Linked DNA regions of Homo sapiens: all the other regions are linked to region 3. Evidence: chromatin loops called from intact Hi-C (ENCODE). Cell type or tissue: endothelial cell of umbilical vein. All regions are shown on one strand.

Region 1 (2,500 bases), 160 kb after region 3:
TTGAGAATGTTGAGACTTGTTCAATGACATCCAGCTCTAGAGTGACAGAATCAAGTTCAAATCAAGGTCTATCTGATTTTAAAGCCTAAGCACTTTACTGTAATAACCTCCTAACTTGCCCCCTTGGTGTGAGTATATAGTTGATAAACCCAGTCCTCATGCAGGCACTGATTTATTTTCCCCAGTGACTCTTACTTAAAGGTACCTATATTTTTTTCAACCACACTATGGCTCCTCGCTGTGCATAGGATCAAATATACACTCAGGCCACTAATGAACTCCTATTACTTTGCCTAGTCAACCAAATTTCCCACTTTTTTTTTATGATCTACACAATCTCCTTACCATCCTGCTCCCGCTAACCCTTTATTAACTATGCTCATTCCTGGGGAAACATCTCAGTTCTTCCAAAACTCCTCCGAACTTCAAGTCAAGTGCCTCTTAATGATGAAGTCTTTTCCAGCCAGCACAGCCCACAGTGATTGCACATTCTCTGAAGGTAGATGAAATAGTGACTGAATGCAGTGGCTCATATCTGTAATCCCAGCAGTTTGGGAGGCTGAGGCGGTGGATGGCTTGAGTACAGGAGTTCAAGACCAGCCTGGGCAGCATGGCAAAACCCCATCTCTACAAAAAAATACAAAAATTACCCAGGCATGGTGGCATGCACCTGTAGTCCCAGCTACTCAGGAAGCTGAGTTGGTAGCATCACCTAAGCCTGGGAGGTTAAAGCTGCAGTGAGTTATGATTGTGCCACTGCACTCCAGCCTGGGCAACAGAGTGAGACTCCATCTCTTAAAAAAAAAAAAAAAGTAGTCTTGTTTGTGGTCTCATTATTTCCATTCTCAATTAGAAAATAAGCTCCTTGAGGGCAAGGATCATGTTTTTTGCTTCCTTTGTATTACCCACAGAGATGGATATAAATGAAATAATTTAGGAAAAAAAGATTAGAAAAGTATAAAATGCAATATAAATGAAGCATATTTTTCTTAATATTGCTAATGTTATAAACATTGGGATAATTTATTGTCTGGTTGGAATTGTGTACAAGTTCAGCAAACAACAGTAACTTGAGGGATTTGATAAATAAAACAGGCCCAGAGTTCTTCTTCCTCCTTCTATTTAATCCTTAACAGCACTGTCTTGCCTGCTCAGACTGAATGTGTTAGAGAGGCACCTACATTGTCCACTAGATGACTGGCTAGTTAAGGACATGGAAGGCCCAAATAATAGTTGCTCCATTTTACAGATGAGAGAAAACTGAGGGGTTCAGAGAGGTTAAGCAACTTGTACAAGATCACGCAGCTAGTATCAGAGCTGGAGATAAAGCTGATCTGTTTGCCTTCTCCAGAAAACTCTTTGAGACACATTGACCAATTGTTGGCCGCTTCAAGTGGATGTCCATTTCCTCCTCAATAGCTGCTCTTGGTGATGTCTCTGCTAAGAACTGCACCCATACTTTGGCTCTATCAATGATCCTGTTAGTTTAGCATCTCCTGAGTGGTGAGAAGCAGTCAAGTGCCCTGCCTCTGCCCTCTAGTGATGACCATGGGATGCACAACTCCTCCTGGCACTGTCTCTGAGGGACCTGTCAGTACCTTCTGATGTTGCCAGGGACCAGAGGCCACACAGACTAAGGCTACAGAAAGGTACAAGTCTCCTAGGCTTCCTTCCTGGGCTGTTCCTTGAGGGAAGTCTTGGGTTCTCTGGGCCCCCCACTCCTGCTGGTCCTTTAAGGAAGACCCACACATTCCTGACAATGACCAAAATCGGATAAGAGAGGGACTTGGTGATAGCCCCAAATTCCTTTTCAAGGAGTCAGCGAAAGCATCTGACTCAGAGTCCAGAGAACAGATGTCTGTTCTTAGCTTCCATGGCCCTTTGTTCATTGATACACACCTATGCCTGGTATTGTTATGAGTTCCAAAATGTACTTATTTTATGTGACCTTGAGCCAGTCTCTTAATCTCTCAGAGCAGTAGCATCCTAATCTGAAAAGGGAATGAAAATCTTCTTGCCTCGCCTACCTATAGGGATGTGATGAGGATCAAGCCCGAGAGCCAGTGTAAAATGGGGTGAGGTTGAAAGTAGCTCTCCTTCCTCTTCCAATGTCGACTCGGGGCACTAGAGCCTACGTGCAGACCAAGCCTCCAGGGCTGTCCACCATCTCAGTGTTCCTTCAGATAAATAAGCTCACCGCTCTGATTGGATGCTGGCTTACTTAGGACCACCAGTGCCTTTGGGTCAATTAGAAAAAGACATCATTTCCTCTGAGTGGGTATGGCTTTTGCCAGGTGCTCAGCTTGGTGGATGGAAATGGATTTCTCTTGGGGCAGGTGTTCTCATTCAGTGAATAACCACACAGCTAAACATCATGGTTTTGATGCCATCAGCTTCTGTTTATCCCTCTCTCTATTCCCTGAATAATCAAATGGATATGCTGATCACATTTAAAGGACACTAAATCATTACATTAGGAAAAAGTCAGCCATAAATAGGT
Region 2 (2,500 bases), 170 kb after region 3:
TTTTCTTTTTTTAACTTTTTTTTTTTTTAAGACAGGGTCACACTCTGTCACCCAGGCTGAGTGCAGTGGCGTGATCTCAGCTCACTACAACCTCTGCCTGCCATGCTCAGGTGATCCTCCCAACTCAGCATCCCAAGTAGCTGGGACCACAGGCATGCACCATCACACCCAGCTAATTTTTTGTAGAGATGAGGTTTTGCTCTTTTGACCAGGCTGGTCTTGAACTCCTGAGCTCAAGCAATCTGCCCACTTTGGCCTCCCAAAATGTTGGGATTACAGGCATAAGCGTGCGCCCGGCCCAGAATATTTCCATCACTCCAAAAAGAAACCCCATATTCTTTAGCAGTTACTCCCCATTCACCCTTTCCTCAGCCTCCTGGCAACCATAAATCTACTTTTTCTTCCTTTTTTTTTTTTTTTTTTTTTTTTTTTTTTGAGACAGGGTCTCACTTTGTCATCAAAGCTGGAGTGCAGTAGTGGACCAATCATGGCTCACCGCAGCCTTGAATTCCTGAGCCCAAGTGATCCTCTCACCTCAGCCTCCCGAGTAGCTGGGACAACAGATGTGCTCCACTATGCCTAGCTAATTGATTTATTTTCATTTTTGTACAGTCAGGGTCTCACTGTGTCCCCAGGCTGGTCTTGTACTCCTGGCCTCAAGGGATCCTCCCACCATAGCCTCCCAAAGTAGTGGGATTACTGGCGTGAGCCACCACGCCGGCCCCACAGTTATTTTCTAATATATATCTCTGCTTCCCGCTTGCCACAGCAGAGAACTCAAGTAAGGTGGTGTGGATTTTCTTTCCAAAAATCTTACTATTTCTTTTCCATTATGTAATTATGTGCTTACACATTGAGAGGAACTATGGTTTAAGAGCCCGTGGCCTTGGAAAAGTCACTTAATCTCTCTAAGCCACCGTTCCATCACCCATTAAATGAGAATAGTAATAATAACACCAACGATAATAAAACCTAACTGTCAGTGTTGTACGGAGGAACACAGTATGATATGTAAGCATTACAGAAGTGCAGCTCTCACTCTTCATGAGTGAAAGTACTGCCAACATCCAGATTACCACGAGAAATAGAGTTGATCGGAATATTTTCAAAATTCTCCGCATTCCAGCCAACTGTCATGAATTAGTAAGGGCTGAGCACTGACCCCTCCACCAGCCTATTCCCTCGCTTTTTCTGGGAATCCTTAATGACTTGAACATTGTAGAGAACAACCACTAGGGGGCGCACTTTCATCACTGGAATGCCTGGGTACCATTTCCCCAGTTTCTTACCAGTACATTTTCCCACCAAACCTAAGTGTTAGGGAAGCTTGCAGGTGGAGGGAAACCCACAGTCACAGGCTCACAGTTCCACCCTTTTATGGACCTCCTCTTACTTGCCTCCTTCCCTTCTCTCTGTCTTAACTGGTGGTATCAGTTCACCTCTCTTGTAGTAGCAGAGCTTCACTAAACTTAGCCAGATATTTCCAGAAAGGAACATTTTTTTTTTTCCTTTGTGCACTGTGCGGATAAATGCTGTTTGTTGTTTCAAAGTATTGACCAGGCTGCTGTGGAGAACTCTTTGGTTCGAAGGACCGTTTTCCTTGCTTTGACCCAACTCAGAGCGGCTCCCAAGATCAGAAACAGTCTCCTTGTTACACTTTCTCAATCTACCAACTTCTTAAATGGTAGATTTAAGACCATTGACTTTGGTGGTTTAAGACCAAAAGGTTGGTGGTTTAAGACCATTCCTTTTTTTAAAAAGCTTTTCATGTGGGGGTGTGGGATGTATGTCGAACTTTCTCAATCTTCTATGGATGATACTTGTAGCCAAATCCTTTGCTTTGGTTCTCAGACTGAGAAGGCTCCCCACTGCTTCTCTTCCTGCTGATAAGACCTCTAAAGAGCAACAATTCTCAAATTTTAGTATAAATAAGAATAATATGGGAGTTCACGTCAAAAGAGCAGATTCTGCCACTTCATACTCATCAGGATGGCTATTATATATTTTTAAAAAAACAGAAAATAACAAGTATTGGTGAGGATATAGAGAAATTGAACTCTTGTGCATTGCTGGTGGGAATGTAAAACAATGCAGCCACTGAGGAAAGCAGTATGGTGTTTCCTCAAACAATTAAACATATAATTACCATATGATCTAGCAATTCCATTTCTAGGTATATACCCAAAAGCATTGAAAGGAGGGACTCGAACAGATATTTGTATATCTGTGTTCATAGCAGCATTATTTACAATAGCCAAAAGGTAGAAGCAACTCAATGTCTACCAACAGCTGGATAGATAAGCAGAATCTGGTATATGCATACAATGGAATATTATTAAGCCTTAAAAAGGAATGGAATTCCAATACGTGCTACAACATGAATGAACCCTGAAAATATTATTCTAGGTGAAATCAGCCAGACTCAAAAGGACAAATATTGTATGATTCTACTTTTTTATTTTTAAATTTTTGTTTTTATTTATTTTTTTTTAGAGATAAG
Region 3 (2,500 bases):
GATGGCATCTTATGTGGAAAGTACGTCCTAATCTTTCAAGATGTAAATATGCCAATATCAGCACCAGCATACAATGCCGGTTAGTTCTAACCAAGCTGTCAAGGGCTTTGTCTCCATTTCTGCTTCTGTTTTGAAAAGAACTCAGACTGCCAAGCAATTATGAATGTTCCTCCAGTGTTACAGGCTGATACTTGCAACTTGTTTTTTTCAGGTGGCCAAAAAAGGAAGAGGTCACCAGAAGGAGAGAGAACCTCTGAGGACAACTCCAATTTAACACCTCTGATCACATGACAGGGCAAAGCCAGCATTCACTGGGTGTGTGAAATTCCAGAGCTTTGGGGGAGAATCCACCCTCCCATCATCTGCTTCCCCCAAGGCCTCCCACAGGTGACAGAATGTTCTGCCTTCCCTTCCATCTCTTCACCCCTAGCTGTCAGTTTGGCAGATTTTCCCTCGTTACCTCCAGTTCGACTCAGAACCTTGACATGGCCATAACAGAAGGAGGTGCCTCTGATAGAACATGCTAGAAATGGTCTTTTCCACAGCATAGTCTGGGACTGGAAAAGAGATGTCTGACTGCAAGCTGACAATGCCACTCTGGGACCCCTGATGCTCTTCTTTGTTCTTTGGGTCCCCTGATGCCATAGGAGACCTATCGTCTTGGAACTTGCCATTCTTTCCTCCAGAACAAAATGTTAACTTTCTAACACATTTCATGCATAGCTTGGCTCAGAAGGTGCCATTGGCAGACAGGCACATGGGAGGCTGGAGTAGGAGGTCTGAAGATTAGTTCAGGGGATGGACCAAGAATTTCCCCCAGAGCTTTAAAGAAGTGGGACTCAGCCATGTTGGCGCGTGATTGACATTACAGCACAGAAAACTGTTAGTGACTGGTTTCCTGTTAGATAAGGGTTCCAGCAGCCTGGGGCAGTATGTCTCAGCTGGAATGGAAAGAATGTGAGATGGAACCTCAAGTCACTGTTTTTACCAGGGACACATCTGTTTTGGCTCCCAATCAGCAGTCTTCAATCGATCAATAATTCTGCTCTGGAAGAGAAGGAACAGGGAGCAGAGAGACCCAACTGGGAGCCAGAGATGGAACTTCAGGTCTTAAGTGCAAATCAAAGCAAAAAACAAACAAAACTTACATGGAAAAACTGTAAGTGCTGAAAGCAAGTTTAGCCATGACAAACCAAAGAGTGCCCAGGTCAGCCAAGAAAGATACATAATCTCATGGGACTTCAGTGGGAGTTACACAGGAATGTTGAAGAATCATTCTTCTTTTTCATGCATTTGTCCTTCTCCCACCCCCTTACTACACCCTAGCAGATCAGCTGAGTGTACTTTATTCCAAGAACTTACTGGATCTCTGGTTTTTCTCCTGAAGTTGGGGCAGGTGCAATTCCAAGCATAACCACCAGATGGCAGAGTGACCGCGCATACCTGCTTCCAAGAATAAAACAGTTCTGAAAAGCAACCGCAAAGCCGGGCGCGGTGGCTCACACCTGTAATCCCAACAGTTTGGAAGACCGAGGCGGGTGGATCACTTGAAGTCAGGAGTTTGAGACCAGCCTGGCCAACATGGTGAAACCCCATCTCTCCTGGGCATGTAGTCCCAGCTACTCGGGAGGCTGAGGCAGGAGAATCGCTTGAACCTGGGAGGCAGAGGTTGCAGTGAGCTGAGATCACACCACTGCACTTCATCCTAGGCAACAGAGCGAGACTCTGTCTCCCCCCGCAAAAAAAAAAAAGAAAGAAAGAAAGAGAAAAGAAAAGAAAAGCAACCACAGCCAGCCTTAGGGAAAACTTGGAAGTAAGTGAAATTTGTCTTCAGAATAACTATCTCCCTTTCTGATCTGTCTCCTACTCTTTAGATGTTCTCAGTCAAGTACTCACTGAACTCATTGATCGAGTGCTGTCTGCTAAATCTCCAAACCATTCCCAAACCTTTCCCCGTAGTATACCATCCAGCTTCCCTCCCCTTCCTCCAAAACCCTCCCTCCCACCTCCCCACACCCATTGAGTCATTCACAGGCAGGAGGGAGACTGATCATTCCTCTGGGTTATCTGCATCTCAAAAGAAAATGCTTACCCACAGGAACTGTTAACTCAGGGGTTCTTAACTTGGGGTCCATCACCCCAGGGGGTCCATAGTTGGACTTCAGAGGGTCTATGAAACCCCTAAAACTGTCAGTATTTAATGTATTTATTCTTGTATGTTTTTTCCAGAGCATTAAAGCTTTCATAAGGTTCTCAAAGGTCTCAGACCTACAAAGAGTTAAAACAAACAGACAAACAAAAAAAAACACTACTATTTTAAATAGTGGAACTTTCAGCCCAGCGTTTCTGCAATGCAGAGTGAAGTGGATACTGGGCAGTTCGAGACAGGTTTTTAATCATAAGTGGTCTTTTCAAATGTCCATCAATTGATGGGGAAGGCTGGCACCCACCAAGAAGTGGAAGTCCTCAGAAATTCTCGGCACACCCTAGAGTATTGTAC

Evidence for each region. Peaks named below come from ENCODE experiments on the same cell type or tissue, not always from the same donor. Only the 100,000 strongest peaks of a DNase experiment are listed, where the experiment ranks them.
Region 1: it touches region 3 in a loop (4-fold over the local background); 13 of 110 quality-filtered maps call a loop at or near these places.
Region 2: it touches region 3 in a loop (7-fold over the local background); 6 of 110 quality-filtered maps call a loop at or near these places.

What each region holds. Positions count from the first base shown.
Region 1 is chr10:99,546,621-99,549,120 of GRCh38, forward strand. No RefSeq gene overlaps it. Among named protein-coding and RNA genes, the nearest start is that of NKX2-3, 15 kb to the left of the region's middle. In endothelial cell of umbilical vein, no CTCF peak of the experiment used is centred here; a DNase peak (open chromatin) is centred at 1,521; H3K27me3 peaks cover 461 bases.
Region 2 is chr10:99,559,483-99,561,982 of GRCh38, forward strand. No RefSeq gene overlaps it. Among named protein-coding and RNA genes, the nearest start is that of NKX2-3, 28 kb to the left of the region's middle. In endothelial cell of umbilical vein, a CTCF peak has its summit at 1,231 (motif pointing right); no DNase peak of the experiment used is centred here; H3K27me3 peaks cover 265 bases.
Region 3 is chr10:99,391,226-99,393,725 of GRCh38, forward strand. CNNM1 (cyclin and CBS domain divalent metal cation transport mediator 1) reads left to right here. Exons shown (of 11, transcript NM_020348.3): 11 at 212-2,500. The coding sequence ends at 291. Among named protein-coding and RNA genes, the nearest start is that of GOT1, 38 kb to the right of the region's middle. In endothelial cell of umbilical vein, a CTCF peak has its summit at 1,383 (motif pointing right); DNase peaks (open chromatin) are centred at 946 and 1,406; H3K27ac peaks cover 514 bases.